Regions from separate parts of the Mus musculus genome. Here all the other regions are linked to region 2. Evidence: chromatin loops called from intact Hi-C (ENCODE). Cell type or tissue: left cerebral cortex. All regions are shown on one strand. Each heading gives the region's core, and the rest is flanking DNA. Links, peaks and the distances in the headings are about the cores only.

Region 1 (6,454 bases), core at 520-5,519, 260 kb after region 2:
CACATAAAGTTTTCAATAACTTTTAAGAGTATTCTAAGACCCGAGATAATTAGCATAAACTAAATATTATTGTTTATTACCTTACATTTAAAATGTTTGTGTCTCTTGTCTGATCACAATGTATAGGTTAAATCTTAGAGAAAATATATTCTCATTGATGGATTTCCAAGTACTAGGACTACTTGGTAATGGATATATATACATTCTGGGGAATGTTTTAACTACACAATTTTATCAATGTGTACACAGCATAGTGTGTACTTACACAAATATTGGTGGCATATGGTAATCACTCAGCATGGTATTTTGATTTAATCAAGAGATATGATAAAACAGGAGACATATGAGTTGTACAGGTGTAACATGGCACACTGTTTTACAGAAACAAAAATGGAAATGGGAATACAATCTAAAAATTAAAAGTGTAGGAAAGCAAATATTTAAGCCAGCACTATTACATCTGCCAGTTAACATACAAGGTTTGTTGTTGTTGTTGTTGTTTTTAGTGTTGTCAAGGAATGAATAGTATCATAATCGTAATGTTGTAATTTTATATGACTGTCATCATGGTGGATTTACACCAGCATTGCCACAAACATAAATTATGTTCTGCTACAACTTAACAACAGTTACATCACTAACCAATAGGATTGGTTTCAGCTCCGTGGTGACTGGAGACCTGTAGCTGAGATTTCTCACTATGAAGTAACTGCCTACTTAGTGGCTCCAACAACAGACTTGGAAAGTGTCTTGGTTTACGAGTTTTTGTTCTATGACTATAAAAAAGGCTTTAGGAACCTGCTTCTACCTTGGAAAAGGGAATTTTGGGATGCCTGAACCTATGTTTCCAGGCCACTCATATTTGGCTCCAGAATAAACTGTCTCATTTTTCTCTAAGGTGAGAGCTGTGCGAATACTACCTTTGTTCAATTCATTAACATTTCTCACTCCACCCATCTTCCCTTAGTTTCTTCTTAAATAATAATAAATAACTTTTAAGAATTATTTAATGTAGCCGGGCGTGGTGGCGCACGCCTTTAATCCCAGCACTCGGGAGGCAGAGGCAGGCGGATTTCTGAGTCCGAGGCCAGCCTGGTCTACAAAGTGAGTGCCAGGACAGCCAGAGCTACACAGAGAAACCCTGTCTTGAAAAACCAAAAAAAAAAAAAAAAAAAAAAAAAAAAGAATTATTTAATGTATATGAATACATTGTAGCTGTCTTCAGATACACCAGAAGAAAGCATCAGATCCCATTACAGATGGTTGTGAGCCACCATGTGGATGCTGGGAATTAAGCTCAGGATCTCTGGAAGATCAGTCAGTACTCTTAATCACTGAGCCATCTTCCCAGTCCCCTTAAATAATTATTATGAGTATTGTTTTTTATGTGTAAATCAAGGAGACTGTAAATTCAGCTTTATGACAACCACTCACTTAGCATCTACAAAGCCTGAGTCAGGGCCGTAGCGCCTTAAAAATAAAGCAAAATGCCTGATCATTTTCTCCCTCAAAATCCACCAAGAGGACTACATCTTACACAAAACACAGCGTCTTTACAAAACCCTCACAGAATCTATTCAACTTCAAGCCTCTTCTTCTCTCCTAAATTTTCGTCTGACTTCTGGTGTCTGTGGTGTTTGAGTGGTAGACTAGTTTGCTGCTGCTAAGGGGCCTCGCAGCTGGCCGTTTCCATTGTCTGGTAGGCGTTATCAGTTTATCTCAGATGAAAGGATTTTCCTGCATTGCTGCATAAGCATTAAGTCTGAGACCAGTGAGAACGTTGGAAGTGTGATGCTTCTTTGCTCTCTTTTTAATCTTGTTCTGTTTAGAAATTGTTCTATTAGAAATAATGTACAGTCGGGAACGAACTCTGAATTTTGACACTTTCTTTCTTTCTTGGGGGGAGGGGAGTTCGAGACAGGGTTTCTCTGTGTAGCCCTGGCTGTCCTGGATCTCAGGCTGTAGACCAGGCTGGCCTCGAACTCAGAAATCCGCCCGTCTCTGCCTCCCTAGTGCTGGGATTAAAGGCGTGCGCCACCACCAGCGTCCAGCCTTGGCACTTTCTTACATAGCTAATCCATAAAGCAAAGCGCTAGTTCCGGAACTTGGCGGCCCCGGAAGTAAAACCGTATGACCCGGGTCAAAGACAGAGAGCACTTCCGTTTCCGTACAGCCGTAAACAACATGGCGAAGGCCGGCGAGAAAAGTGTTGGTGGCGGCAAGCGAGGCTTGAAGAGGAAAGCTGCCGCTGAAGAGCCTCAAGAGGCTGCGGCCGCGAGCGATGGGACGGCGGAGAGCGGGGTGCAGCCCGCGAAAGCGGCCGCCTTCCCCCCGGGCTTCAGTATCTCGGAGATTAAGAACAAGCAGCGGCGACACTTGATGTTCACGCGGTGGAAACAGCAGCAGCGGAAGGTACGCGCGCGGGGTTGGCGGGGCACGAGCGCAGGGGCGGGGCCGGGAGCGCGCGGGGCTGGGGGGGGGGCGACGTGCGCGCGCGGGGTTGAAGGGGCGGGGCCGGGGGCGCGCGGGGTTGAAGGGGCGGGGCCGGAGGCGCGCCCCCAGCCCCTCGCTTGGCTACGGGGTCCCCAGCGTCAGCCTTTTGCCGGATGAGCTTGGCGTAGGGGAATCCGGCCCTTGCCTGCTCCGTGGGTTGCACTCTCTGGGAAGCCGAGGGATTTGGAACCGACGATCCAGCCTCTGGCCGGAGATGGCAGAGGGTCCGCCCCCTGCCTTTGCGCATCCCGCCTGCCTAGCGTTGGTGGTAAACTCCAGGTCCTAAACGTGGCCCCAGACTCTTTCAAGGAACCATTGGTGAAGTTTCAGCACTGTGAAGTGTCTGTCATAGCTGTGTTTGCTCTCTTCCGCCTTGTGCTCGCACTGAAAACTAGACAGACTTGTAAGTAAGCCTTGCCCAGGATCATGAGGCTCATTTGTGTCTAAATTACAATTTTAAAAATTCCCTATTACAGCATACACAGCAACTAACACATGATTTTATATTTGTGTTCTCTTACTGGAGGACCTTGGCTGGATCTTTTCGTAAGTGCTAGGTCGCTACTGGAGTTCTTTTTATTTATTTATTTATTTTTTAAAGATTTATTTATATGAGTGCACTGTAGCTGTCTTCAGACACACCAGAAGAGGGCATCAGATCCCATTACAGATGTTTGTGAGCCACCATGTGGTTGCTGGGAATGAACTGAGGACTTGTGGAAGAACAGTCAGTTGTGGAGGTTTTTTGGTTTTTGTTTTTTTGTTTTTTTCAAGACAGGGTTTCTCTGTGTAGCCCTGGCTGTCCTGGAACTCACTTTGTAGACCAGACCTCGAACTCAGAAATCTGCCTGCCTTTGCCTCCCAAGTGCTGGGATTAAAGGCGTGCGTCACCACCGCCGGGCTTGATTTGCAATTTTGAGGGAGGAATGTCCTAAAAGCCTTTTTTTTTTGGACTGAAGATCAGTAGGCACTACAGAATGTGTCAGACATTTTGTCTAGATTCAGGAGATTATAGTGTATACTAAGTAACAACTGAACATGTTTGCAACTTCCTATTGACCTTAATAGGTAGTTTTGGTTATAACCTATAAGAATAACTAGTGGTGACCTTATTGGAAATGTCCTGAGAACTCATCTCCCATTTCTGTCTATTTTCAGTGCTTTTCAAGAGAAGTAACCATTATACCCATAATCTTTAGAACGCATCCACTAGGGGAAAATGTACTTGTTCATTCATACGTTTAATTAATTGGAAGTATTATAGTAAAAAATTAAAGTTACTGAAAGTTTAAATGTTCAGACTTAATGTTGATTTGATGGAAGCAAAACAAAGAGCAAGCTCTTTGTCAAATGAATCTTCTTGATTAGCCTGCCCATTTGTAGTTCAATATTTTAGCTATTAAAGAAAAATCGATAAGTCTAGTTGTGAGTGGGAGTATGCACCTGTAATCTAAAACACTAAGGAGTCTGAGGCAGGAGGATGGTCAGTCAGAAGCAAGCCTGGGCTATCTAAGCAGACCTTTAAAAAGTTTCATGTGCTTATTTTAAAAGGTTATAGTAATTTCTCAGAGCTGACTTGTAGTTTCAGTATGAGTTTATGAAATAACTACTGGTTTCTCAATATTGTTTGCTTTTATCTCAAAGGAAAAGTTGGCAGCTAAGAAAAAACTTAAAAAGGAGAGAGAGGCTCTTGGCGATAAGGTAAGTAAGGTTTATAGCCTTGTATTTTGTCTTATGAAGTATTTCCTGATACTGTGTTGGTTTCTTCTAAGACATTTCAGATGTATAAAAATAATGTACTAAATCCCTTTGTACTCTGTACCCAACTTAGCAAATAGTGGTGACAACTCGTCCCCTATTCTCAGTAGCTCGCTCAGATGGAGTTGCTGGACTTCCCTGAGCTGTGCCTTCCTAGGTGCTTTGTGTGCAGGTGGTAAGCGCGGTGTGCTCAGGAGGCAGGGAAAGCTCTCCCTGCTGTTGGAACTGGGAACTCCCACTTTAGGCTTGGGGTTTAACTCTTGTGACTTGAAGCTAAAAGAACTACTAAATATTCCTGCATTGTTACAAGACGAAAGTTTTCGTTTTTTAAAATTTTTACAAATATGCTTAATTCATAATTTAGCGTGTAAGATTTTTAAAGCCTATGGTTCTCCTCCCCTTTACCACCTATAAATACCAAGTGAGAATAGGATTTCTGAGAAAGATAAACATATTCAGGCTGTGTACAGACTAAGCATACTACTTTTCATGCACTGTCCAAATAGGATCAGTTTAAAACATCTAAAGTCATCAATATTAGATTATTTTGACCTTCAGCATTCTAATACATCATATAATCTTATCATCGGATTGCAGCAAATTCATGTGCAGGCCGGCCTTTAACACATCGCTGGCCCTGGGTTGGGGTGTATGTAGGCTTTCAGCTGGTATATACCACACCCTGCCTAACTGAACACAAAAAGTCAGATTTTGGACTGAAAGATGACTTCCTGGAATTATCTTTAAAGATTACATAAGAGTCAGCAAGAGAACTCGGTAAGGTAAAGGCACTTGCTGCCAAGCTTGGCCAGCTGAGTGTAATTCTAGAGCCCACTGGGTGGAAGGAGAGAACCAACTTCCACAACTGCACACCTTACACACATCCACATCGCCCATCCTGAGTAGCACCTCAGTTCACCGTTCCTTCAGGTCACTGTGTGGCATCTGTGTGTTCTCCTAGTTCTGCTGTACTCCTTGCAAGTATGTTGATACCATAAACTCGGCGGCATGATAATTCTGCATTATCTGGTCATGTGGTATGCAGGGTGTTATCTTGATGTTTGTTTCCATTACAAATGGCCACCACATAGACAATTTATTTCTTTCCATAAATTAACCCCAAACAGAATTACTGGGTCGCTGGATAGACTTGCCACGTTTCTGAGGAGATCGCGGGAAGTACAGAAACAGTCACCTGGATTTGCAACTAACTAAACTTTTTTTATTTCCATTCTGCTGACTCCCTTTACTGTTAGATATTATTTTAGACAGGGATAATTTTTGTGATTCCTGTCTTAGTTTTAAGTCACTTCATTCTGTATTTACCACGTATGTCTTCTCAGATTGTTAAGGGGTAGTGTCATTGCCCCCACTCTATTCCTAGGATTTAGTAACAGTGGTTGTGGATGGAAATAAGGACAGGTTGTTCTGAGGTTATTTGAAGAATGTCTTGTTTCCCCACAGGAATGTGAAGTTGTTAATATAAACTGCTTCTAACACTCGGTGTTTCCCCTCTTACTTAGGCTCCACCAAAGCCTGTTCCCAAGACCATTGACAACCAGCGCGTTTACGACGAGACCACAGTAGACCCCAATGATGAAGAGGTAATGTCAGAAACCAAATGTGAATGATCACCCTTGGTGTGTTGCTGTTTGACGTCGTGGTGGTCGCAAGATGTAGATATCTCTTCTCCCCTTCCTCATTGTCTCTTTCCCTGTCTCTGTCGTTAGGATTTGTCTAGAACATCTGATAATGCACGCAGTGCACCAGATGATGCAGTCTGGGGACCTGCATACATTACTTCACTTAGGTCTTCTTAAATATTAAAAATATGGTTTAGTAAATTTTGTATCTTCTCCATAGTGGTTTTACGTAAGTCTTCTTGGAGCTGCTCCTGCTGCCCTGCTTCAGTTTCCCTCTGGCACATGCGTCTCTGAAGATGGCTTTGTTTGCTAGTTTGTAAACATAACGCTTTGTTTGCTAGTTTGTAAACATAACGTTGATTCGAGGGTAGTGGTCCTCTAACCATAGCTTGCCTAACCTGGCTTCTTGTAGTTTATCTAAATATTAGCTTCATTTTACATTTTAGATAATTATTTCTCCAAAGACAGATTTATTTCTTGCTTTATTTTTTCTTTTGTTCTGACTGGAACTTCTGCTGTAATGTTGAGTGACTAGAAGAGGCAGTGCAGGGGTCCTTGAG
Region 2 (6,454 bases), core at 852-5,851:
AGACTTTTGATCTGGATCTTGAGGAACAGTGGCCCAGGCATGGTGGTGCACACTTTTAATCCCAGAAGTCAAAGTAAATCAGATCTCTGAGTTCAAGGCCTTCCTGAGACAGAGAAAGTCTTAGGTGAAGAAAAGCTTAAATTCAGGCCTTTAATCCCAGCATTCCAGAGACACAGCCATGTAGATTTCTGAGTTAAGGTTAATCTACAGATCAAGTTCCAAGACAGCCAACTTTAGGCATTGAGGGAGTTAGAAAATCGAAAGCTGATAATAGAATAAGGGAGGGGTGGGCATGTTCCAGATTCAGCGGCTTTGGCTATGGGGCTTGGGCTTTAGAGTCAAGAATTGAAGGGACTACTGGGACAATTGCTGCTGGTTAGCTGGAGCTAAGAAATTAGCAGTGATTAAGAAGAGACCAAATCACTGAGGTGAAATATTCTGGTAAATTTTTTTCTGATAGCACAAAGAAGCTGTGTTCCAGAGATACCCAAGGTTGTACCTTGTGCTGCAGCAGGACTTAGTAATGTACCCAGGTGGTACTGGGTTTGAATGTATGAAGGGGTTATGGATAGCAACTGAGGCTTGGCACTGAGAGGCCATGGAAGGCCATTATGAAGGTGCAGCCTTAGTTGCAGTTAATAGCCAAGGCCTGAAGTGGTCATGCAAAGAACATGAGGTTTGCCACCATGAAGAGAGAGTCTATGAGAGGCTATTGGTGAAGCTTAGTTGCAGCGGAAGACCCCAGCAGATTGGAGATGCCAGTACCATGGGATGACCACCAAGAACAACAGAAGCAGTGAAGTCAACCAGAGCCTAGAGTACTACAGAGAGCAGAGCTGGAGATGTGACCCCAAGCCTTTTGGAGGATCATGTGTGGATCCTAGACACTGGAACAAGAAGCTGTGAAGTTCAAGTTGACTTAGAGACCCCAAGATGTTCAAGATGCCAGAGCCATGGGCTATCTGCTGAGGAAAGCTGCTAACAGGGAGTGGAACCAGCTCACAAGAAAGAAGTTTGTTGCAGTCAACAAAGATGAAAAAGGAGTTGGAGATCTGCAGACCATTTTGCCATCAGACTTGGAGATGTAGAGTTTGGAGTTTGCCTAGTGGATTTCCTGTCTTGCCTTGGGGATTACAGTTAAGTGATTGGATGAATCTCAGAAGAAACTTTGGACTTTTAACATTTTTCAGACTCCTGTAGTTTATGGGAACTTTGGAAGTTGGACTAAATGTATTTTTTTATTATACTTTGGCTAGGTATAACCCCCCAGACTCATGTGTTTGAAGAAGCCAATGGGGACTAAGGAGTGGAATCAGACTTTATGAGTATGCTTGGTCCAGGGGGTGGCACTATTAGAAGGTGTGACCTTCTTGGAGTAGGTGTGTAACTGTGGGTGTGGGCTTTAAGACCCTCATCCTATCTCCCTGGAAGACAGTCTTTTCCTGTTCCTTTAGAATAAGATATAGAATTGTTAGCTCCTCCTACACTGTGCCTGCCTGGATACTGCCATGTTTCCCTCCTTGATGATAATGGACTGAACCTCTGAACCTGTAAGCCAGCCCTTATAAGAATTTCCTTGGTCATAGTGTCTGTTCACAGCAGTAAAACCACACACACACACACACACACACACACACACACACACACACACACACACACAGAGTGCAGAAAGGTAATGGAATGGGAGTTAGAAGATTTACACTGTAAGATTTTAAGTTGACTGGCAATTCTGAAGCTTCCAAGTCAGTATGGTATGTGAAGGGACTTGGCACAAGTTGATAAAATAAAAGACTAAGACCCAGGAGTAGATACATATATTCAGCCACCTGAATTTTAATAGGTGCAAATGAAGTTTAATTGTAAATGGATATGTATATTGTTATAAATCTACCCAATGGAATCCTTACTAAAAATATGAGCTATTCAGACTGTGTAGGTAAATGCCAGTCACTGTGCTATGCTACATGAATTTCACTTGCTGTGTAAATCTATATTTACATAACAAGGTCATGGCTGTGTCATTTTTCCTCCACGTGAAAGCATTACATACTAAATATGATCCCATGTCTTCCTTAATCTTCAGACTTCTGTACATAATTTTGCTAGGCCCCGGTGTGTTTGCAAACATAGATACAGATATGAAACTGAAAGGCTTCAAGATCTGTATCAAGATACAGATACAGATATAAAACTGAAAGTCTTAAAGGTCTGTATCAAGGTCCGACCATCTGAAGGAAAGCATACACTGGCAGAGTCTCAGACACTTGGCAATAGGTCCAACAGCCCATCTTGCCCACCACCACTTTCACCTCCCTCCCCAGCCAAAACTGAAACTGACTTGAAAGGTCCTTCTGGAGAGTCAGCTCATGCAGCCTAAGGGCTTTTTCCTCTTCTTGAAGTAGGCGTGGTCAGATGAGCATGGTGCCATAGTCCTGCTGTCCCAGTGCTCAAGGACTCTGAGACAAGGGATCTCAAACTCCAGGCCAGCCTTAGCAACATAACAAAGTCCTGTCTCAAAATACAGTGTTTGAAATATCTGAAAATAAATCTTGTCGGTGTAGTTTGTGTTTCGAATGTTTGAGACCCCTGGTTGAGTTCCCAAATAGCATTGAGGTGGGTGGTGGGAATCACATAATATCAGTGTTGTTATTCACTTGTAAAGACTATAGGAGCCTTAACATCACAAATGCAGATCTCACATGTGGTAAAGTATTTAGCAAATATATTGCTGATATTTGCTATTTCTGTGTGCAAGCCTGTATACCGTGTGTGTGTGTGTGTGTGTGTGTGTGTGTGTGTGTGCGTGTGCGTGTGCGTGTGCGTGTGTGTGTGTTCCATCTCTTGGCATTCACAGCACGTTTACCTTCAGAAACTGCTATTGTTTCTTGTAATTCCAGTTTAGCTGGAGCTGCAGTTGTTTCTGTCAGGCAGTAGATGCCAGCAGAGTTCTTTTAAACTAAAAAGCAAGTCTCTGGCACCACCATAGCAACAGCTTCCTGTCACACTACTACAGACAGATATTTTAAAAATTAAATATTCTATGTTTTGCAAGGTCTTTTGAACAAAAGGAACCAGTTTTATAACCAACAACAAAAAACTATCAAACATAGCATTTTCAAGATACTCAGTTTAAGTTTACCTTTTTGATATAATAATTTTAAATCTTATGTATTTTAGTTAAATGAATCCCTGTGTTGTTGTTTGAATGTGGGACTTTATTTAAGCAATATCAAACAAAGGTCTGGCTAGATGTCTGTTAAAAGGCATAATAGCTGACATACTATGTTTAGTTAGGTTTGGCAAGGAACCACCATGGGAGTCTTATCTGGGGAGGCCCATGCAGCAGAGATGAATGCAGGAGCGTTTTCAGAAATCTACCTTTGCACTTAATGAACAGAAAAGAATGAAATCAAACTTTGACTGTAGAAAACCTTGAAAGGTCCAATAATATCACTTCTATTTTTTTTTTTTTTTAAGAATTATTTATTTATTATATGTAAGTACATTGTAGCTGTCTTCAGACACTCCAGAAGAGGGAATCAGATCTCGTTACAGATGGTTGTGAGCCACCATGTGGTTGCTGGGATTTGAACTCTGGACCTTCGGAAGAGCAGTCGGGTGCTCTTACCCACTGAGCCATCTCACCAGCCCATCACTTCTATTATTAACTATAAATTACTTAATGCTTACTAGTGTATTTACAATTAGAGTCCTGTTATTAACAATAATGTTTTCTAGTATATGGTGATTTTAGTTAGACTTTTGGAGTGCTAAAAGTTATGCTTATATTCTTTATTAATCTTATAGTATATAATAATATGCATATATGTAATCATGTGCTCATGAATTCAAATAATACAACAGGAGCACAAGCTGATAGACAGCCAGTATTAGTGTGACGTGACAAGGGTCGTGGAAGCAGGACAGCTTCTTTCCTCGTTATGTAGCAGTTATGTAGCAGTGCTCTGCTGACAGCGCCACCACTCTGTGCTCAGCATGACAGGGAGCAGAACTCTCTCAGGAGAGCCAGTCAAGGGAACTGAATGCTTTCATCTGTTTTTTGCCTACTGGTCACTGTGTGCCAGACACATTTAGACACTGCAGGCTCCTAGTCTTTCTGTCTTGTAAGATATCTCCACGTGTTAATAGATCACTGATTACACACAGTTGACGATTTTAAAAGCAGCACATTTTAAGGTTGAATGGTTGGTCCTGTAGGTCCTGCTGTATGCTTGTCTACCCTGGTGGTATTACTCCAGAGAGTCACTGCAGGGTTTCAATGGCAGAGCTTTCTGCTCAGGGTCTCCCTGGCAGGCCTGCCTGTGACCTGCCTGGTACTGCTTATTTTATTTAACATTATTGTTTTTATTTATTGCATTAAAATACTTAACAGGAAATAGGAATTCAGATATGTTTCAGAAGGACAAAGACTTTTTAAACGTCTTTCCCTTTCTTTTCCCTCTTTTCCTTTATTTGAACTTCCAAAGAGAAAACCATCAATTTCTGACACGCATGATGTAGACAGGCAAATACTCAAAATCCTTAAATGCTACCTTTATCATGCAAACTGGACATGACTTTTTTTTTTATTGTATGTGATGTTTCTAAGAGATCCTTAAATTAGACTAAAGAAGCAGCGGCCTTCTGTGTTAGGGCTTTGACAGTCATTAGCCAAGCAACAGGGATTCTTTTCTCAGTTAAAATTTCTTGGTATGGCTAATAGCCTATAAAATTATAATAGATGGTTACTATATGATTTCATAATTCCAATCTGATTTCTTTTCCTCAAGCTTTCCAAATGTTAGAATGTTTTCAGATGTTATTTATAGACAGGCACATATCTATAAATAAATTAATTAGGCAGTATTGGTATGCTGTTTCTATAATTTTCATATGTATTAGCCTTGAGTCAGTGAGTTAGCAACTTTGATTCTTTTGAAATTATGAAATTAGCTCAGATTTTTTCTTAGTTATGACATGCTATCCATTGATACCTTTTCATACTAATGTTAATGAAAAGTTAACTACTTATAAAGATTCATACAGTCTGTCAGCTGACATCCTGTAAACTAATTCTAGCGTGTTACTATTTGGCCTCTGGTTATTTGCATGGGGTTGTAATACATGTTTAACTAGTTTTCCACATTGTCAAAAATACTTTTTCTCCTTCTCTGTATATGAACCTTTATAGTTACTGTGTTCATTCTCCTGCATATTAGTATCAGAACACTCAAACCTAGAACCTTTAGCAGATATTGCAAGTTTTAAAGTATGCATGTCTAGCAGAGATGAGGCTCGCTAATGTGCTGTTTTATATTAACAGGAAACAGCCACAGTAGTGGTTTGCAAACCCTGCTGACAGGAAGTTTAGCACATGCATAGCTCTTAGCGTCTTGGTAGGAAGTTGAGCTCCTTCTGAAAACACTTGCAGTTACTTTAAAGTGTAAATGCACGCGAATGGCAGCTCACAAAGAACTGTCCAGTGGCCAGCACAGTGGCACGCCCACCGCCCTCCAGAAGCTGGAGGGGTTCGCTAGCCGCCTGTTTCACAGGCACTCCAGAGGCACCGCACAAGAGCACAGGGCAGCTCTGGAAGATGACGGCCTTCGGGCCTCTGAGCACACTGCCTCATGGGACAAATCAAGTAAGTGGTTTGGTTTTGTTTTTAAACTGATACAGTGTAATTAGCAGCTAAAGTACTTGGAGTTTCAGGATCAAATGCAAAGAATCCAGTTTTGTCTTTTTTTGATTTGCATAAGGATTTTTTTCAGGATGGTGAGAAAGTTCATAAAAAATTAAGTTGAGCTGTTTTGTTCTTTTTTTAAATTTTATAAGTACCTAGGACAAATATCAATAACAAAATATCAGTGTTATTCTTATTTAATTCTATTCTATGTCACATGGTTTTTGTTCTACAGCATAAACAATGATCTGCTTACTTTTACATTTCTTTTATTTATAACTAATCTTATGTTTCAGAAGTGAAAAGAAACATTTATGTATATTGTATCAGGCTTGTCATCTTATTTAATGCATATGTAAAAGTCACTCGGAGTCTTACAGAAAAGGCCTTCTAATAAAAGCACATTATTCTATGTAAAATTTTATATATTTGTCACATGATGAACATCAAAATCTTACATCCTTGTATTTTATATCATGTATAAAATAGATTAAACAAATTGTGTAATATATTACATATCTTTAGGACCTGTTAAAATGTTCAGACTTAGACTGTTGTGTTAAAATGGTTTGGCATCTCTGATGGCAAGAAGATTAAAGGCTGAGTTCACACATAACAGCTGTATGCCTCCATTCCCATATTAGCTTGGACCCTTCCCAGGGAGCATGCAGGGGACTACTAAGAAGCAGCCGTTGTCCTTGGCATTAGAGCTTTTTCTACTGCGTTTACATGGTCATTAAATAGAACTAGGATTTGCCTCCTTGGATTCAT
Region 3 (6,454 bases), core at 581-5,580, 460 kb after region 2:
GCAAAGGCTAACATGTCAATACCCAGGGAAAATCAATATTTCCTAAGACTTGAGTTTTACTTCCTACTTTTTCATATTGGTAATCCCGTTGGGTTTTCCCCACCTTGGGTTGGGAAATAAAATGAGGTCGCACTGGCTCTGTATGAGAACATCTTCATGTGAGTCCTCTTTCTGCCAAGGACTGTCCTATTTACCAGTGAGCTTTGCACCGGACACAGAGTGTCATTCCCTACTGCTGGTGGACGGATGGACAGATGTATGGACATGACAGATGAACGCATGAACTAACGCTACAGCATTTACAAAATAACTTCTAATTCACCTTTTTGCCTGGCAACCCCTTTCTTACTCTGCATATCAAAGCGGAAAAGAACAGCAGGCAGATTGGCTTCTATGGGGATCCTAGACCCCTAACCTTAAAATCTTAACCAATGTGAATTTATAGTCTCCTCAGAGAGCTAAAAGTATCAACTGAGTGTCCTCCCAGTCCAGAATGGCTTGAACTGCCTATTGCTTTGACAGGATGCCTAAATACATGGTAAGGCTTTTGTATAATGTGGCTCCCTACCCTACAGAAGATGACGTGTGCATAAGAGATTTTAAGAAAACTGCACAGAAAAGGAGATGGTGCTTTTGTTATTTTACCAAGAAACATGTTCCCCATAACTTGTTTCTGCTAAAGCTTCCCTCAACAAGACAATCCGATTTCTGAATGACCCAGGAAGAGGGGACCTGCGAAGCTTGGGGCAGATTATGCTTTGAGACCAAGCTACTGTTGGCTCGGTTGATGTCACTTGTTCTGTTGTGTGGCCCAATATCCCTCAGCCATAATTAAAACAATGTGTGTGTGTACACTCTTACCTCCAAAGTTTTTTATGCACAAAAATTATATACTTAAAGACAGAGAGCTCTGTTTCTCACCATTTTCTCTATCTCACAGGTTTTCATACTCCTGTGTCCATTCAAGTTTCTATTGGCTGCCAACTCCTGACGTGGAGTGCTGTGTAATGCTTGCATAGTTTGGAGGCAGTGAGACTGGTTCCGGCTTGGGAGTTCTGCGGGGTGATCAGGACCTTTTCTCTCTCTGTCTGCATGTCAGCACGTGGTTTCCATACCTACAGCTGCTTCATGTTTCACATGCATCCACGATAATAGCGGCCATAAAATCTGTCTTCTAGATGGGAAGCAAAGAAAAAAGAGGGAGGGAAAAGGCTACGTCTATATTCTGTTTTTAAAAGCTTTCCTGGAAATTAACCCACCAGGTGTTGATATTCCATTGGCCAGAAGTTAATCATGTGAGAACCACTTGCCAGGGAGACTGGGAAATGTGATCTTTTTGCTCCTTATTAAGGATGTGGACAATATGGGATACTGAACAGGAACAATCACAATGTGCGGGACCTTGCCTTCATTTTACTTATCCAGAGTCACCTACAAGAGTCTTTTAAAATCACAGTATCTGATTTTTGTGGATTTTCCCTTAACTCCTCATTTATTAATTATAATTGAATAAGGAAGAGCTGCTCCTTCCTCCTGGGAACACAATTCTTTATTTATAATGGTATCGATTCTTCTCTGATCCCTTTAACAAGAGAATGGTCTTTGGAAAAGAAGAACCAAGTGCTTCCAGCATTACCTATCTCCCTAAGATGGTTTGAAATAACAATACAGCTAGCTACAAGCTTTAAGAAATGTGGGCATCACCAAGGCCACACAAGCACCCAGTGTCCTCACACAGCTCAAAAGTGGCAGGAAAAGAAAAAGGTCACATCAGGGTAGATCCACTAGTGTAAATTTCTCATTTGTCAAAAATATGAATTCATAGTTGGCAAGAAAAAAGAGCCAGTTGAGCTAGACAAATATGATTTCTGTTGACAGGATATTAGGTAAAATAACTCACACAAACTAACTAAGGTGGCACCCAGTAAATATTTTTAATAGTTTTTGTTGAAAGGGCTATCATCATTCAAGCACTTCTTGGTCTCTGAGACGTGTGGGTGGCTTAGTTGTTTTGTAAGACCTTTTTGAAACATGATAGGGTATATGAAAATTTAAAAGACCGCGTCTTAGTTACTTTTCTACTGCTTAACAACGTGGCCAAGACAGGTTATAGAAGGAAGGTTATACTTGGGCTACAGTACCAGACGGGTAAAGGTCTATGATGGCAGAGGGGCAGAGCCGCGATGGGCGGAGCCGCGATGGGCGGAGCCGTAGCAGGAAGCTGAGAGCTCACTTCTTCAAACTGCAAGCAAGAAGCAGAGAACGCCAACTCAAACTGGCCAAGGCTTTAAGCTCTCAAAGTCCACATTTGCTCTCCAGCAAGGCCGTAACTCCCAAGCTGCCCCTAACAGTACTGCAAACTGGTGTCCAAGTATTCAAATACTGGAGACTTTGGGGGAACATCTCATTCAATCCATCACAATCATAAATATTTTTAAAATAAAAATGATAGTAAGTCCACTTTCTGATGAATGTCTATGGTCTTTGGGTGGGAATTTGATGATGGAGTCGTTCCTCCTCTTTTTGTTTAGAAAGCCTAGACATCAAGGTTTGGGAACCTGGCAAATGGGCTTGGATTCGGGTCTGCTGGCTAGAGTCTCCATCTGCATTTGACCTGCACATTTGCTGGTCAGCCGGGGTAAGGACGTAAGGGGTGGGATCGAGGACATAAGAGGGTTAGAATTATGAGTCCGAAGCCTTTGGGTCATCTCAGAGGTGTCTACCGCGAGACTGGCAACTGCACGTTTAAATTTTAATTTGAAATGCCACGTTCACCTCCTTATTGTATTTTCGCCGAGAATACAAGACGAGCATACCTAAAGAGGGGGAAACGGAGTGGCTTGTTGAACAAGATTGTTCTAGAAGTTGGGATCCTGATTTGTAGTCTTGATCAGAGTGCTAGAGGCTGTTCGCATCAGTTTAGCTCCTTCATTTCCCTGAGATCTTTTCTCACAGAACCTGTCCTGCTCTGAAAACCTGTCTAGGATTTCCCTAAGAGTGCCTTGGGCTGCCTGCAGTATCTTCAGTAGAACTCTTTTGCCACCTAGTGGCCAAATTAAAGATCTTCGCCTTACCGTATCTTCTGCTTCCAGGTCCCTCCTTGATTGCAGCAAAAAGAACAAAGCCATTTTAGACTTTCCTCCGCAAGAATGCGGCAAACTGCCAGAGCTGGGAGGAACAAATGTTTAATTCATGTCCTTGGAAGCTCCGCTGGGTGAACAAACACAGCGCCGCTTCCTAAGGCAGAGGCCTTGGTGCAGTGGGCATGTGGTTACAAAGCGGTTCCTGACGGCGAGAACACCCAGCGAGGTGCCCTGATAAATGTAACCCCAAGGAGATGTGTTTGGGTTACTCCCTGTGAGCTAATCTGTTACACGCTGGTCCTTAATGCTTTCAGCTGCTCCCAGTTAATACTCATTAAGCATGCATGCAGTGCCTGTCCCTCTCTAGACATCTGAAATAGAGAGGGGTGAGAGGGTCCCCTCGGGTCTCCTGCTGATCTGGAGTCATCTTTCACCCAACAGTGGTCCCTATAGGGTTGTTTTTCCAGCAGCCCCATCAGAATAGAAACTCCTCCTAGACTTTATCTGAGCCTCATGGCTTTACCTATCTGAGCAGGGAGTGGGGGGTGGGGGAAGGACGCATGTATTTCATTTCATCTGAGCGGTGGGGGGGGGGGGGGGCGCCGGGAGAGGGAGGGGGCACGGGTTTCACACCTCCCGGTGTTTGTTGAATGTTACCAGAGCTCTGGGAATGACAGCTCATCTCTCGAGTATTATGCAGATCTTGGTGACAGCTGTCCTCTTGAATGGAAACTCTTCAGCAGTGACTGATCTATCTAGCAAGGTCAGTGCACTCTTCCTGATGTCCATTGTACAGGCAAGGAGAAACAAGGTTTACAACTGGCGAGGTGACTCTTCAAGTATCCCAGTGGTGAGTGGTGAATTTATAATAAAACAAAAATGGCGACCGGGCTCCTTGTCCAATCACCCACTGTTTGAGTGAGTCTGGGGATTTGCTTTTACACGTTCGACGAGGGGGACCATTTATTTCTTCATTTATTTATTTATTTATTTATTTATTTATTTATTTATTTATTTATTTATTTATTTATTTATTTATTTTTACCACAAACATTATTGAAAACCATTAATTGCTTGTGATTTAAATAGCAACGTGTGGGTTTCCTCTTCTTCCTTGCCAAGCCAGACAGTGCAGTCAGCAAGTGGAGGAAGCTGTGGGCTGAGACGCAGAAGGACCAGACTCTACTTAAAGTGACCTACACCAGGCTACCAGGCCAGCGAAATCACAACTGTGCAGACACCCTGTTCTTCTAGAGGGGATCCCTGCCCTCCTAGGAAGCACAAGGGGAGAGAATTTGCTTGATCTTAATTTACGTGTATCTGTGAATGTGTGCCACATGGGTTAGAGTGTCAGGGCCTCCCCGACCTACAACTCACATGGCAGGACCCCATGAACAGCCCTGGGATTTTCATTTACTAATCCACAGCTCCTGGACACTATGTCCACCCGGGCAAAGTCTCTCCACTCAAAGTCCCCTGAAAGTCTGTATTTTAAATTAGCTTGTGTGGTACTGGATTCTGTAAAGCCTTTCATAACCCTCAGATTTGGGTAACTTACCCCCATCCCCTCCTCTCCCCTCCCACCTCATTCCTTTAAAATCTTTCTACTCTCAAACTCCTCCCATGCATTCTATTATCCTCTTTCTCCTACAGGTCTCTTCCCCTTCCACCTTTCAAGGCCCATTTTAGTTTCCTGACCCCTAAAGACACTCCAAAGCAAACGCACAGACATACAGCTTTGAAGCTGAATATACATGGGAAAGAAAGCCCTGTGTTGTTTGTCTTTCTGGGCCTGGGTTATTAATACTTTTTTAAAGACAAGAGTCTTCTTACTATGTAGCCGAGGTTGGCCTCAAACTCACAGAAATCCTCCTGCCTTAGCTTTCCAAGTACTGATTGCTATTTTAGGCACGTGCTACCACATTTGGAAACTTTAAAATTAAAAAGTTTCATCTTGTATTTACGTATGTTTTTCCTGAATGTTTATATATATCACAGGCATGCAGTGCCTAGGACTGCAGAAGAAGGCATCTGATCTACTTGGAACTGGATTTATGGAGATGCCAGCTCGGTGCTAGGAATAAATTCTGGGTCCTTTGTAAAAACAGCAATACTCTCTCTTACCTCTTAACCACTGAACAATCTCTAGCTGACTGACTAAAAACAAACCTATCTATATGCCTGTCTGCCTTCCTATCATTTATCTATCTATCTATCTATCTATCTATCTATCTATCTATCTATCTATCTATCTACCTACCTACCTACCGCCTGTTCTTGGTACTGACCTCTCTCTCGTTCCCAGGTGATGTATTGCTTTAAGGTAGTGTGGGAAATCCACTTCATCTCGAGTGCTTTCAAATCACTGAGCATCCATCTTCCAGAGCTCTATACTAAGGCGGTAAGGCCAAGTCTAAGGTTCTACAGCACAGTGACTGATTAGCCATGTCTTCCATAGGCAGGGGTCAGGGAGCACACAGAGCAAGAGCCATGCAGTTGTTAATACTGCCCCATGAGAAAAAAAAAAGTCCAACAAAATAAACTGCTGCTAACGGTAAAAACTCAGAGCAGCTTAAGATGGCAGCAGGAAGCGGAATCCGGGCCTCCTTCCTCCATGTTTAGCCGGCTCCTACCCGACTCTCTCACGTGACTTTTATCCAGGTGACCAAGTCGGTTGCTTAGACGATGCTTTCTGAGAAAGATATGACCAAATGCTTGCCACAGCTGAGCGGTGGAAGCAGGAAGGGAGGAGGGTGCTGGTGCAGTGGGAGGGAGGAGGGGAGGGGAGCACAGCGGAGCACTGAGACCTGCCCTCCCAGAATCACACACAGGGAGCTCACAAATGAACAATGGCGGGCTCAAGGTCTCTGAAGTGGCACAGGCACACGGGCGGGCACAGAGCCTGGCTGTCAAACTCCCTCCACAGATGGATGTTCTGTATTGTAAGGAGCGTGCTACACACTCCCTGGCTGGTAGCCGCACACAGCCCATTAGCCCTCCCCGACTGTACAGCAAGATCCCTGCTGGCTTTATCACAGGGCACCCTGTTGCTTCTTCTCCGAGCAGATGCCTGGGGTTTGCATCTGGGTCCCACCAAATGTTCCCACAAAGGCTCCTTGTCTAAGGGAGGAACACCCATCCTTATCTCCATCAGGGATGCTACTCTGCCTGAAGTGTGGCGCCTTCTCATCCGTCGGCTTCCAGACCATGGAGGATGCTGCCTGACCACCAAAGCTTGCATCCTGAATGCTCCTTTTATTTTCAAAGAAAGAAAGTATAGCCTTAAGTGAGAACAAATACTATGTACCTGCGTATGCCGTGGAGTCTGTGTACAGGTCAGGAGACAGCCTACTGGAGCTGGCCACAGGGTC
Region 4 (6,454 bases), core at 827-5,826, 220 kb after region 2:
ATGTGTATAGGTACAAGCGCGTGCGCGCGTGCGCGTATGTGTGTGTGTGTGTGTGTGTGTGTGTGTGTGTGTGTGTGTGTGTGTGCCTGTTCATATGTCTGTGTACCACATGCATAAGTGGGATCCTCTGGAACTGAAGTTTGTTACAGTTGGTTGTGAGCTGTGTGGGCGCTGAGAACTGGATCCAGGGCCTCTACAAAAACATCAAGTACCCTTAACTGATGAGGCCACAAAACTGTGTGTTTGTTATATGTCGTGTGTATGTGTTATGTCATATATGTGTTTGTATGTGTATGTGTATATGTGTGGTGTGTGTGGCATGTATGTATGTGTGGGATGTGTGTGTGGGATGTATGTATTATGTGTATGTGTGTATGTATGTGTGTAATGTTTGCCTCCCTCCTCTCTCCTATCACCATCTTCCAAGTTTTCCTTTCTTCCATCTGAACTCGAGCTGTTTTGCTCAGTGTTCTGCCCTGACTCTCATCTTACTAGAGATACTGTCGGCAATCAATCTAATCCACTATCGATTGCTCCGATGGCCACCATATTTGTACTTCTGATGTAGTTCTCACTCACGTGAGACTTTGTACAAGACTGTGTACAAGGACACACAGGGATGTGTGTAGCATCTTGTCTGGAGGGAAAACCCAATACATCCAACAATGTAACTTTGGGGACATGAGGACTTTTCATTTTCTTCCTTCCTCCATCTTCACAATCACCTCTAGCCCTCAATTCTGCCTCCTCTTTGCTGTTTCACATGTGGAGCTACCGTGACCAGGAAGGTAAAGTGCTCCGTGTCCTGAAGTATTTACAGTGCTGAGAGTCTTGCTCTACACTGAGCACTTCGTACTTAGGAGATCATGTCATGACAAGATGGAAGTCAGGGAGCAGACTCTTCTCTGCTGTGAGTGGATAAAGGCTGAGAAGGGCAAGGGGTTGCCTCAGTGCTCATGACTGGCAAGGAGGGAGCCAGGATTCCATTGCTGAGCCCCGGTCTCCAGGATTTTCAATGAATGCCAGTTTGGGTCTAGTCTGAAAACAGGTTTCCTGAAACAGGTAAACTAAGCATAAGCCTTCTGCAGGGATTTTCCAAAGATCATATGGAAGTAGAAATAGGCCAGGGAGCTTGATGGAGACTGTTTTAGTGCCTCTGATCTGAAGGGCAACAGTTTGTGAGATGGAAGGTTATGTAGGATTAATTAGTGATGTATCTCTGACAACAGGAATGCGTAACGGTCGAGCCACAGGGGAATTTGCTGCTTGACCTCACTAGCGCCTTGTGAATCTCTGCATTAACAGGCAAGATCTAATCCCACTCCGTGCCCTTTAAATCCATCGTTGCTGTGTTGCTGTTGATGCTCTTGTTGTTGATGATGTTGTTGTTCATGATGATGACAATGACACTGTTGCTGTCAATTTCAAATTAACACACCCCTACTATCTTTTAGAAAAACAAAACAAATTACTATGGAAAAAAGTCAGCCATTTCAGGGCTTTGGTGAAGAAGATGTAGGGTTTCTTAGTGCTAAACTAGATTTCCTTTTCTCTTAAAATGTTCATACAATATTTTCACAGTGGGGTGAGGGGAAGATTCCTGACAGGGTATCCAATCACACACATTATTGAATAAGAATGGCTGTATATTAAAAGATTTACTGGAGGCATAATTTCTAATTCTTTCTTGATGAAAACGTGCTTGTGAAATAAACGGCATAAATTTCTCTGAATCAAATAAGAATTCTAGGAAGTAAAGAATTTTTTTTAATCTTTAATATTTCTGCCTGTGAGCTATTATTGTTCTCTGTAAGAGAGTGGAGCAATTATTCTGAAAGTATAATCCTTTGAAAAAGAATTCTCTTCATTTTGGTGCCTCTGTATTATTGGTTTGGGTCTACATATATGCATATATGTTTGCTAAGTAGATATAAACAAATGTACATAGCTGTGCATGAACACATGGTACACATATGCACTGCCAACATGCCCAGATATTAATGAGCCAAGCTAGGTCTCTTGTATGAACTGCTATGTAGAAATATACTGGCTTGATTTTCAAATCCATTGCATCTCTTCCTCTTTATAAAAATACGGAATGCATAAAGTATTATACAGAGTATAATGTTTTCTTCAAAATCAAAGTAGCATCCAGGTAAGAGAGGGCCCCTTTTCTCCCGTTCTCAATCCGCTGCTACCCACGGCCTTCTAGACAGGATCCTTCCAGCCGCCTCTGAGAACATCATGTTCCCATTTCTGTCTCCTTGAATCAATTCACTCAAACAAAAGGTCGTCACAGACAGCAACCCAGTCTGGCTGATTTGACCATTTTAACGAAAATCAGAGTCTTTGTTTCTATGTCAGGAGATGCTGACCTGTGCCACAGCCCCAGCCCCCATTACAGCTTTTAACACCCTCACAGCCTTCCATCCCACCACCCAAGCCACCCCCTGCCACCCCCAATCAGAAAGAGACTGGACAGAACAGAGAAACAACAAAAAGACAACCAAGGATCCCGTCCTATGGCAACACGCCTCAATTATACTGGCAAAAATAGCTATTTTAAAAAATAGCAACCACGAGGGAGAAAATGTATTGATTTTTTTTTCATTATTTTTTCCTCCTGTTGCTAGGATGTAGTCATTATTAAAGAAGACTTGTTGCCTAGGTGAAAAAAATCTTCCCAGAGTAAAGGAACAGTGCGCCCCCTGCTGACCAGAAACGTACGCTGTTGGATTTGATTTCCGGGGCATATTCATTGTTTTTCTTGGTTTTGTTTTGCCTCCTCCAGCCCCAAGTTTAAAACAAAACAGATGAGGTTAGACACTTTGATCAGACAGCTTCGAATTTCACCTGCAAAGTTATATTCCAAGGATTTCAGAAACACACATAAAAGAATCTAGAGAGGTCCCTCCCCAGCCCCCCCCAGCCCCCCTCCCCCATTCCATAGACATGAAGGAAATCTGTCAAGGCCCAGGTCTTCTGCTGCCTGTGACTCTTCATCTCTAGTTTTTTAACTTGTGTTGAGCCTGGCACTTACGGTGGCTCTGACCTACTGATTTTAGTTATTTGGCCATCAGAACTTGTGGGAAAACCCAAGACAAGAAAGTACTTGTATTGCTAACAGGTAACTTTTGATGATCACTTAATACTCATAATAAAAGAGAGAGAATTCCATAGAAATGTTGGTTTCTTTCTCCCTGGGAATAATTGACTTCTAACATTAAAACCAAGGAAGGGCAGAAGTGGGCCCATCACAGTTTAGATGTACACGTAAGCCCACACGACTACACTCTGCCCATGAAGCTATTGTCTAACAGAGCCTGACTCCGTAGCCAGGCTGAAGAATTATCAATATATTAATCTGTCCATCCAAGGTAAAATCATGGCATGGGTTTAATCAGCTAAAGAGAGGGTGTGGGAAATGAAAATGGCTGAGCTAGATGGACATTTGGGGTACCCCGCCAACGCTGTTTGACAGTATGTTAATGGGAACTGAGTCAGAGCACCCAAAGACTCATGAGGGCAGCTAGGAGAGATTATCAGAAGACAATAAAATTTCACAAGAACAGTGGGCAATGTCAAAGGCAAAGGGAAGGTCATGAAAGATGAGCCCTAATGACCTCAAGAGAGTCTGGTTAGAAATCCAACTTTAGTGTGAGCTTAAATGATAAACAAGAATGTAATGGCAGAAAGTAAAATAATAATAACAATAATGATAACGATGTAAAACTATCATAGTGATGTGAAGAAAACAACCAGACAGCACACAGGGAGAAGGCACAGGAGCTAAGCTTCCTAAGATTAACAGACGGGAGACTGAAGGTTAATAAGGAAGAGCAGCTGTCCCCAGTCCCTGTTGAGCAGAGGAAGAGGTTCGGGCGTTCAAATTTCAGCACCACCAATATTCACCACCATGGCCAAGGAAGGCATAGCTGCTGTGGGTGTAATGGATGTCAACACTGCTCTATAAGAGGTGCTGAAGACCGCCCTTATCCACAATGGCCTAGCACAAGGCATATGCAAAACTGCCAAAGCCTTAGACAAGCACCACGCCCATCTCTGTGCATTTGCATCCAAATGTGATGAGCCCGTGTATGTCAAGTTGGTGGGGGCACTTTGTGCCGAGCACCATATTGTCAAGGTTGGTAACAACAAGAAACCAGGAGAATGGGTAGGCCTCTGTAAAAATCCATCGAGAAGGGGAGCCACAGAAAGTGGTTGGTTGCAGTTGTGCAATGGTTAAGGACAATGGCAAAGAAGCCCAGGCCTAGTGTGTCATCGGGCAGTACTTCAAATGCAAGGAATGAGCCAATGAACAGGGAGGGAAGACCTGATTGGTCTGTCCGAGTTCAAGAGAATGTGAAGAGAAAGCAACAGCGATGATCAAGCATGCAGGCCGAGTCTTGGAAAAGAGGAAGCATGCATTTTCTTCTGGGACCCCTGGCAGCTAGGAAAGAAACATGAGAGATTTTGAATGGGGCTGGTGAGTTAGGGATGACGGTGCTGGGAAGAAAGCACAGAGCCTGGCTATATCTCCACGCCAGAGCAGCGCTTCAGAAGACAAAGAAAGGAAAACTGTCAAAACAATGATGAAGGCCTTGACGAAGGGTTTTAGTTCGGTGTCAGAGACCTGGACTGATGTGAGCAAGGCCCTGCATTGGAAGCATAGCACAGAGAGAGACAGAGAGAGAGAGAGAGAGAGAGAGAGAGAGAGAGAGAGAGAGAGAGGAAGAAGGAGGAGGAGGAGAAGGAGGAGGGGGAGGGAGGAGGGAGAGACAGAGACAGAGAGAAAGCAAGCTTATCTAGACAGTGTTGAGGGATAGGTATGGAGGTGGTTCTGATGCTAAGGTCCTGTTCCCCAATTGGTTCTTGCTCTGTTAGTAAAGAAGCGATGGGCCAATTGCTGGAAGGGATAAGGGGGACTTCTGAGTCTCTGTAGGCAAGCGGAGAGACATAAAGGACTTCCAGGTCCCTGGAAGCAAGGGACAAATGCAAGGGAAGAGAGGAGAGATGAGTTGGCCATGCTTCTGATGGAGATAAGTTGACCAGCCATGTGAGATCTAGAAACATACAGGCCATTCCTATAGCAGGTGGTCAGGGGCATTTAGCAGGGACTAGATGTAACTTAGCAACTAAAGTTTAGGGCAGGTGGGAGGTGCAGAGATAAGAATATTCATAAGGGCATGCTTTTTCTAAGAGGGAGATAGTAGCGCCCAATAATTGGATCAAAAGGCAAGTTAAAATTGAACAGCTGTGTATCTGTGTCTTATCGGTGGATTCAAGGGAAGCTGGGTGGGGGATGGTAACACAGCCCGGTCCTGGAGCTTAGATGGGGTAACAAAGCTACACACAACAGATAGGTTGTAAGGCTGGAAACAGGGAACTGAGGTGAGCTCTGAGATCATACATACAAGCAACAGTAGACCAAGCAGGTTGTGTTTACATACTTAGGACTGCATGTATATAACAACTAAAGACAAAGAAGCTATGAACTTGAGAGAGAGAGAGAGAGAGAGAGAGAGAGAGAGAGAGAGAAGGTACAGAAGAAAGGCTAGAGAGAGGGAAGGGAAGGGAGCGATGTGATTATAATTTCAACAAAAAGAAATATTTTAAAAACAGACATGGTTGAGTGGCTTCCTTCGGCTGCAACAGATCAACAAAAGGGGCTAAAAGTCAGAAACAAGAAGTGGGGTGGATTCTGCTATAGCTGGGAATAGCCGAGGGAAGGGAAGAGGAAACTGTTCTTCTGTTAAGAAGGCAGCAGAGGATGAGGCAGGTAGTGAAGCTGGTGTGGAGAGGAGGGGTTGGCGTGGGCTGACACAGAAGATATCGAAGAAGTCACGGGGTGAAAAGCACGAGTGTAACCCGCCCGGCGTTTTTATGCTCGCTCTTGTTCCTGAGTAATGATACAGAGGTTTATATTTATGAGTAAATACCTAGGCCTTAAGCTAGGCTTGCTCCCCTATGAGCCCTGAGCTTATATTAACCCATTTATTCTATGCTATATGTGCCACGTGGCTGGTTAGTTACCAGTCCTCGGTTTCATACATCCAACTTCCTCCAAGTCTGGGTGGGGAATTTGCCATACCTGACTCTTTTCCAGAGTTGTCTTTCTGCCCGAAAGTCCCACTTTACTGTCCTGCCTTTTGCAATAGGCCATAGGCTTTTTATTAGCCAATCAGAAGATGCCTTAGGCGGGCGAAGGAAGGACAGAGACACATCTTCACACGGTATACAAAAATATCACTCCAACACACAAGTCAGTGGGAGAGTTAGCTGGGAGAAGGTGGTCAAGGTTGGAAGCAAAGGGGGGGGGGTCTAGAAGGGCTTTGAGAATTCATGATCTGGGAAAAGAGCCTTACCAGGTGTAGATTGTGCTGGAAATAATGATCTCTGGACAGAGTGTGAACCTAGAGCCTGGCGTCCAAGCCTTCATAGAATGAAGAAAGAT
Region 5 (6,454 bases), core at 996-5,995, 330 kb after region 2:
CAGGGGTAGACACTGGCACTTAAACTGAGGCTATCATACTGACATCCAGATACTTGAACCACCTCCATATGTCAGGCAGTGGGCACTGAGTGTAATACGAAGACATCAGGTTACCAGTGTATTATACTGGTGGTTGCATGGACCTGGAAGAAGTACTGGCTAGTGTTGAGGCCTGAAGACAGAAAAAAACACAGTGACTATAAATGTTCAGTATGGCAGAAACCTAGAATTTAGAAAAAGCATAAAACACAGACTGTTGAATCTGGGGTAATTCATGAAAGCCAGCCCTGTTGAAAAGTTAGTATCCTGAGGGAAATGGGGAGAACAAAACCATTTTTATTTAATAAAACCACCTATTGTAATGGACTCACATGAAAACCTCACTCGTCTAGCTTAAGGTAGCCACTCAGACTGCAACTCCGTGAACTTCTCTACAGACTGGGTGGCCTTTTGGAGCCACGGAGCTTCATTTAAGGTTTCGTACTTTTACTGTCGATTATATTTTTATAAACACACAAGTGTGACCATTGACATGAGGAGAACCACCAGCTCTACATCTGTATGGTTTATGTGTTCTTTGCCTGAAATACTCCTCACCTAATATTTAGACACAAGTATTTTTTCAAAGGAAAAGGAATGCATCCTAGAAAATTCCCTTGTGCTGAAATGAGGAATGGATTAAAGAGGGACCCACACTGGAACCACCGAAGGGGACGAGTTTGGATGAATGTGGCCAGAACTCATGAGTGAGACCTCAGCAAAGGGTGGAGCACCAGAGCTCACAGAGTTTGCTGATCTTCAAGCTTCTGCCTGTTTCAGATGGAGCCATGGACACTGCTTAAGTTGCTACGTGTGCTTTTGAATGAAGCCGACTTAGAAGAGTAGTCAAGTCCAAGTTTAAAGTAGCTAATGTCCCTCCAGTGTTTCTCCCTCAGAGATGATCCTAGAAGCACAAAAGCTTCACTGGCCATGTTCCTTCTACCTGACGGTATTCATTTATGGAGAGAGCTAACCTTAATGAAAATGTAGGAGAGGTGTTTTGCTAGGCGCTAGAGGCACAGAGGTTAACAAATACCAAGATCCATTAGGAAATGACAGTAGCATCAAGGCCTGGAAGGAAATGTAGGGGCCTTGATTCCACGTCCAAGGAATCTGCTATCTAGGTGGTGAAAGAAACCATCCACGATGGCTTCATGGGAGGGGACCTCTGCATTCTGGAGGATGACAAAAGAAGATAGCCTACAGGCGAGTGGGCATTTGCAGATTAGAACAAAGTTCCTACAACTCAGGTTCCCCACAACTAAAAAGAGTTCTGAGATTCTGGACCTGAAAAGGTAGCTACGACACAGAAATGCTGAAAGAGAAAGGAACAATATAAAATTAACTAGGTGGTATTCTCAAGCAGTATTTGAGGACCACAGAATTGTTCATTTTTCTGGAGTTCCATTAGAGTTTCAAGAAGGGGTGGCACATTATACTGGCACTGAAAATAGAGATGTAGGGGCCCACAGGAGAATGGACCAGTAAGGGCTGTGCAGAGCAACAACCATAATTGTTAAGGCTGTCATTGAATATTCGCATGCCTTTACCTTTCCGAATTAACTATGCGCAGTTCATTTTTTTCTGTCAAGCAACCATTTAATAAAGTTACTACACACAGAATGTGAAACTGGATAGCTCAGTGTTTTAATTCTCATATTTAAGACTCAACTTGTTAAAAACAAAACAAAACCCAACTAGGTAGGGCCTGTGATCTAATAGCAACTACTCTCAATCTTGAGAACACAAAGGGAGGGGTGTCAGATGTCCATGGTGGGGAATGGTATCTTAGTGACTATTAACTGTGATGAAACACTGACCAAAGCAACTTGGGGAGGAAAGGGTTTATTCGGCTTATATTTCCATATCACACTGTTCATCGTCAAAGGAACTCAAACAGGGTGGGAACCTGGAGGCAGGAGCTGATGCAGAGGTCAGGGAAAAAGTCTCCTTACCGCCATGGAACCCAGGACTGCCTGTTCAGGAAAGGCACCACCCATAATAGGCTGGGTCCTCCTCCACCAATCACTAATTCAGGAGATGTCCTATAGGCTAACCTATGGCCAGATTGGATGGGGGCATTTTCTTAATTGATTCCTCCTCCCTGGTGACTCTAGCTTGTGTCAAATTGGCATAAAATTTGCCAGTACAAACGGGTTCATTCTCAAAGCATAGGTCAGTCCCCTGTAATTCTGCCACACAAATATATGTAGTGGGGAAGGAGACTCTTATAATCTACACTCTTCTCATTTCAAGAAGCAAAAGGCTAGTGAGGCCTCATTTACTACGAGTTTATGGATGAGTATAATTTTCTTAGCATGTAATGACAAATTCTCACAAATACTATATCACCCACTAAGTGTTGAGTGCCGCAATAAATCAGATTGTTATAAAACCACTTAATTGAGGGGAGGGGCTTTAGGCTGAAACAGCTGAGCAAGTCCCTTGAGTTCCTAGTTAGCCAATCAGAACCAGTCAGCTAATCTCTAAGCAGGTGTCTTAGGGCTTCTTTGGCTGTGAATTAGCACCATGACTGCAAAACTTATAAAGGAAAACATTTCATTGGAGTTGGCTTACAGTTCCGAGGTTTAATCCTTATCATCATGGCAGCATCCAGGCAGCCGTGATGCTGGCGAGGGAGCTCAGAGTTCTAAGCAGCAGGGCAAAGACTGAGCCACTCTAGACCGAGCTTGAGCATGGGAGACCTCAAAGCCCATCCCCACAGTGACACACTTCCTCCAACAAGGCCACACCTGTTAATGTGTCACTTCCTATGGGACAAGCATGTAAACACATGACTCCATGAGGGCCATTCCCATTCAAACTACCACAGTAGGAAAGATCCACCGGACCAGAAACTAAAAGTAACAGCTATCCATTGCCAAACAGCTAATTCTTTCTCTCCCAAAACTTTAATTTCTGATCTTAATGATCTGAGTGCTACTAGTGACCCTTGCTCAAAGAAACGTTAATGCACCTAAATTTTTCTTTTTAAAAAATGTCCAGTTTCCACAGTAGGCAGTCTACAAAAATACTGTCACTATTTTTCTAAACAATGTATGCAAACACAAGCATTTAAATATCTATGTCTCAAAACCAAATATAAGTTTAAGACCCATCAACTGTTCCTTCTTTGTACAAATTTTTTGAGACTGGACCCCCTGACATCGCTGACCCCCAGGTCCAGCCACTGTCATCAACTTCGGTCACGCGATTTTACCAATGCTTCGTGGTAAGTCCGTAAGCTTTATACGCCATTCTGCTGGGTTAAAGAAAAATGGACTCAAATAGCTGTTTTTGCCGCTTTCCTGGGTGGGTGACTGTCCATAAACGAAAGAACTAATCCGTACCAAGTACAAAGGTTAGCAGAACATCCTGCTTTCGGATGTACTTTTGGAGGTGGACACTTTCCTACTAAATGTGCATTGCCTTGGAAACCGAGAACCGGTTCTCCTACCCTCCCCGCAGGTGGCTGAGCGGTTAGCGGGAGGAGCTGGCCTCGGGAATCTGATGAGGCAGGAGCATTACACAGTCTGCGGCCTGGGAAGTTGCCCAACCTCTGAAGGAAATCTAAAAAGAGGAAGACTCTGGTGGTTAAGGCTACTCAGTGAGCGCACAACTTCTACAGCCTTGAGTATCAGACCGACGGGCAAATGAGTGCTGACCTCGAAGTCGGGACGGTGGCGGATCGGTTGGCAGAGAGCAGCCTCGGAGCACGGGCAGTCCCCGGCCGAGAGCCGTGCCAACAGCGGCAGCAGCAGCAGAGTGAATTCCGGGAGGCCACACAGCGCCATGCCTGGGGTGGAGGCTGCGGGAATGACGCCTCTTGAAGGGCGGGCCCTGATGTCCTATGGGCAGGCGGGGCGGAGTCTCTGCTGAGGGGCGTGGCCTGATGCTAAACGGAGAGCGACCCAGCCTGCTGCTTGGTAGGTGGGCCCTAGAAGGCGGGGCTGATGCTGGACTTTGTGGAGAAGTGGGACTTGCAGCCAATTGACTGGGATCCCACCCCGGCTGCTGGGGGCACTACCTATGAGTAAATGTAAGATGTGACAGGGGTCTTCCTTACACTCCAGTGCTAGGAAGGGCTAGGTAAACAGTCTTGACCCGGGTAACTCGCAGGTAACTCTACCACTTTTATTCTCTCCATCACTCTACATCACTCTACACCATTTCATGATTGTGTGGTCTGAACGTTTTCTGCTCATTCATCTTACAATTGATTTTGAATCTCTTGCTTGGCGTTGCTCCCCGCACCCCACCCCTGCCAATATAGCTCAGCACAGTGCTTGGCTTGTAGTAAATAGTACGTTCACTGTAAAACTCCAAGAGCTCCTGTTTTCTTTTTTTAAACTTCAATCGGTTTGAGACCATTCTTTTCCAAGTCTCTACACAGGGTATTTTTTAAAATGTAAAATGGACGGGTGATATTATTGTCAATTTACCAGATGTTTGGTTAAGTGTGTATTGTGATTTTCCAGCATTAAATAAAGAGAATTTAAAGATAAACTCTGTGCGGTGATTTTGCTTGAGAGATATGACCTCAAGAAAAGCCTTTCCTTTGGCTATGAGAATAGGGAAGGGGGCTCTAACAGGGTCATCAGGTCCTGGGGGTGTGACCTGGATTGCTCTGCTCAGCGTGTACTGAATGCTGGAAGGAGAACGCACTTTGAAGATTTGGGCATTTTCTTTGGGGAATTCTTCTGTTTAAGTAGCAACAGGAATAAAAATTCTCTTTATGGCTATAAAGGAAATTGAATGTCATTAAACTCATAATGACAATTAAAACACCCATTATAGCATATGAGTTTAAATTTATTGTACACTCCCTAAACACCAATAAAAATTTAAATGATGTAAATTCTTTTCCCAGAACCAAAATGTTGTCAAAGCAAGGATCTCTCTGAGCTCTCTCAGAAGAGCGGAAAGCAAAGGATACTCGGGAACAAATTAATATATTTCTAATCCTGGCAGACTGGAAAGGCTGGAAACCAGGTTTGCTTTCTTGTCTTCGTTTCTCTTCCTGTGGCTGTGATTAAGAAGTAACTAAGATAGCTTTTTTTCCTGGCTCACAGTTCAAGGTACAGTCTACTATGGCAAAGAGGTCACGGCAACAGGGTCTTGAAGCAGCCGGTCACAGTCAGAAAACAGGATGCAGGCATGCATGCAGATGTTGAGCTGGCCTTCCTCTTCATAATGCAGTCTTGAAACGACCTCAGAAAATGGTGCAGCCAGAGTGGCAGACAGAGTCTCCCCACCACAATTAACTTGATTGTAGATAGGCATGCCCAACATCAGGCTGACGGTTAACACTATCAGGGTCCCTCCTTTAAAGGCTTGATGAACGTGGTGGTGAAGGACTTTTGCTCGGCTACTTTTCCTCTCAGGCTCTGATCTGGACTGAACCCTCACTGTCCAATCAGAGTAGGAGCCGTGTAAAGCAGGTGTGCTTTTCAGCCTTGTCTTACGGGCAGCGAAGCTGACCCACAGGCGGATGTTCCGAGGATCTGATGATGCTAAGTGTGAAGCAGGGGTTTGGCCTGACCTTGCCTTAATAGGTACTCTTGTTCTTCAGGGGTTTTCCACCTAAAACCTGGTATGTGCCTCAGTGGTAAGGCGTGGAGCTAAGATTTCACCCTGGACAATGTAGCTCCACGTCAGCAACCTTAACATGGATGCCAAGTCGTCTCCACTCTCCATCAGGGCGGGGAAGTCTTCAAGCTGCCCCAGAGCCCGTCCTTATCTGGCCTTTGAGCAAGTAATCTGTCGGCTCCTGTAAAACTGCACAGCATCCCCGGGCCACGGCGCCTCCACTCCACTCGGCAATCTCAATGGGTTGGGCAAGTCTACAGTCTATTTTCCTGACATAGAGGAAACTGTCAGCATTAGGTTGACAGTTTAAGACTCACACAAAGCCTGCAGCACAGGGCATCATCCCCTTCTGGAATCACATGGCCATTCTTACCTGGCATTTAAGAGTAGGTCCTCCGGCCTACCTCACACCCATCTTTCCCTTCCATAAGGAGTAGGTTTCAAAGCCAGGAATTGTAGCACATGTCCTCAGTACCAGCATTCAGGAAGCAGAGGCAAGCAGATTGCTGCTGAGGTCAAGGCCATCCTGGTCCACATAGTTCCAGGCCAGCCAGGGCTACATGGTGAGATCCTGTCTTACAAAAACCAAAAGCCAAAAGGAAATAGGTTTCAGCTGTTGCGTGGCTCTTTCAGAATGTTTACTAACCAACCCAGCATTGTAAAGACTAATAATTGCAGATAGTTTCTTAACCTTGGGCTGGAAATTATCTTCTCATTCCTGGCCTTTGATCTGGGGAACTTTCTGGAAACAGGTCTCTCTGTAAGAGTAAGGTACTCTTCACACATTTGAAAACAGACAGCTAACATTTCTGCCTCCTCTGATTTC

Evidence for each region. A loop is a pair of places that touch in the nucleus more often than their neighbours do. Peaks named below come from ENCODE experiments on the same cell type or tissue, not always from the same donor. Only the 100,000 strongest peaks of a DNase experiment are listed, where the experiment ranks them.
Region 1: a loop joins it to region 2, with 6 times the contacts of the local background. A loop is called at or near these places in 8 of 42 quality-filtered maps.
Region 3: a loop joins it to region 2, with 4 times the contacts of the local background. A loop is called at or near these places in 8 of 42 quality-filtered maps.
Region 4: a loop joins it to region 2, with 6 times the contacts of the local background. A loop is called at or near these places in 27 of 42 quality-filtered maps.
Region 5: it touches region 2 in a loop (2.2-fold over the local background); 2 of 42 quality-filtered maps call a loop at or near these places.

What each region holds. Positions count from the first base shown.
Region 1 is chr3:146,517,127-146,523,580 of GRCm38, reverse strand. Rpf1 (ribosome production factor 1 homolog) reads left to right here and starts at 2,158. Exons shown (of 9, transcript NM_027371.3): 1 at 2,158-2,412; 2 at 4,138-4,194; 3 at 5,775-5,855. The coding sequence starts at 2,185. In left cerebral cortex, for the core only: CTCF peaks have their summits at 3,140 (motif pointing right) and 4,457; DNase peaks (open chromatin) are centred at 2,122, 2,803, 3,132, 4,403 and 1 more place; H3K4me3 peaks cover 1,970 bases; H3K27ac peaks cover 1,556 bases.
Region 2 is chr3:146,780,337-146,786,790 of GRCm38, reverse strand. All of the region lies in intron 1 of Prkacb (protein kinase, cAMP dependent, catalytic, beta), which reads left to right. Among named protein-coding and RNA genes, the nearest start is that of Prkacb, 29 kb to the left of the region's middle. In left cerebral cortex, for the core only: CTCF peaks have their summits at 2,941 and 4,019; DNase peaks (open chromatin) are centred at 2,953 and 4,078; H3K4me3 peaks cover 311 bases.
Region 3 is chr3:146,324,720-146,331,173 of GRCm38, reverse strand. No RefSeq gene overlaps it. Among named protein-coding and RNA genes, the nearest start is that of Gm40167, 18 kb to the left of the region's middle. In left cerebral cortex, for the core only: a CTCF peak has its summit at 3,059 (motif pointing left); DNase peaks (open chromatin) are centred at 3,111 and 4,281; H3K4me3 peaks cover 403 bases; H3K27ac peaks cover 196 bases.
Region 4 is chr3:146,560,732-146,567,185 of GRCm38, reverse strand. No RefSeq gene overlaps it. Among named protein-coding and RNA genes, the nearest start is that of Uox, 33 kb to the left of the region's middle. In left cerebral cortex, for the core only: a CTCF peak has its summit at 2,714 (motif pointing left); DNase peaks (open chromatin) are centred at 2,295 and 2,700; H3K27ac peaks cover 335 bases.
Region 5 is chr3:146,447,881-146,454,334 of GRCm38, reverse strand. It overlaps Ctbs (chitobiase), which reads right to left and starts at 3,868. Exons shown (of 7, transcript NM_001293672.1): 1 at 3,705-3,868. The coding sequence starts at 3,833. In left cerebral cortex, for the core only: a CTCF peak has its summit at 3,840; a DNase peak (open chromatin) is centred at 3,878; H3K4me3 peaks cover 1,267 bases; H3K27ac peaks cover 653 bases.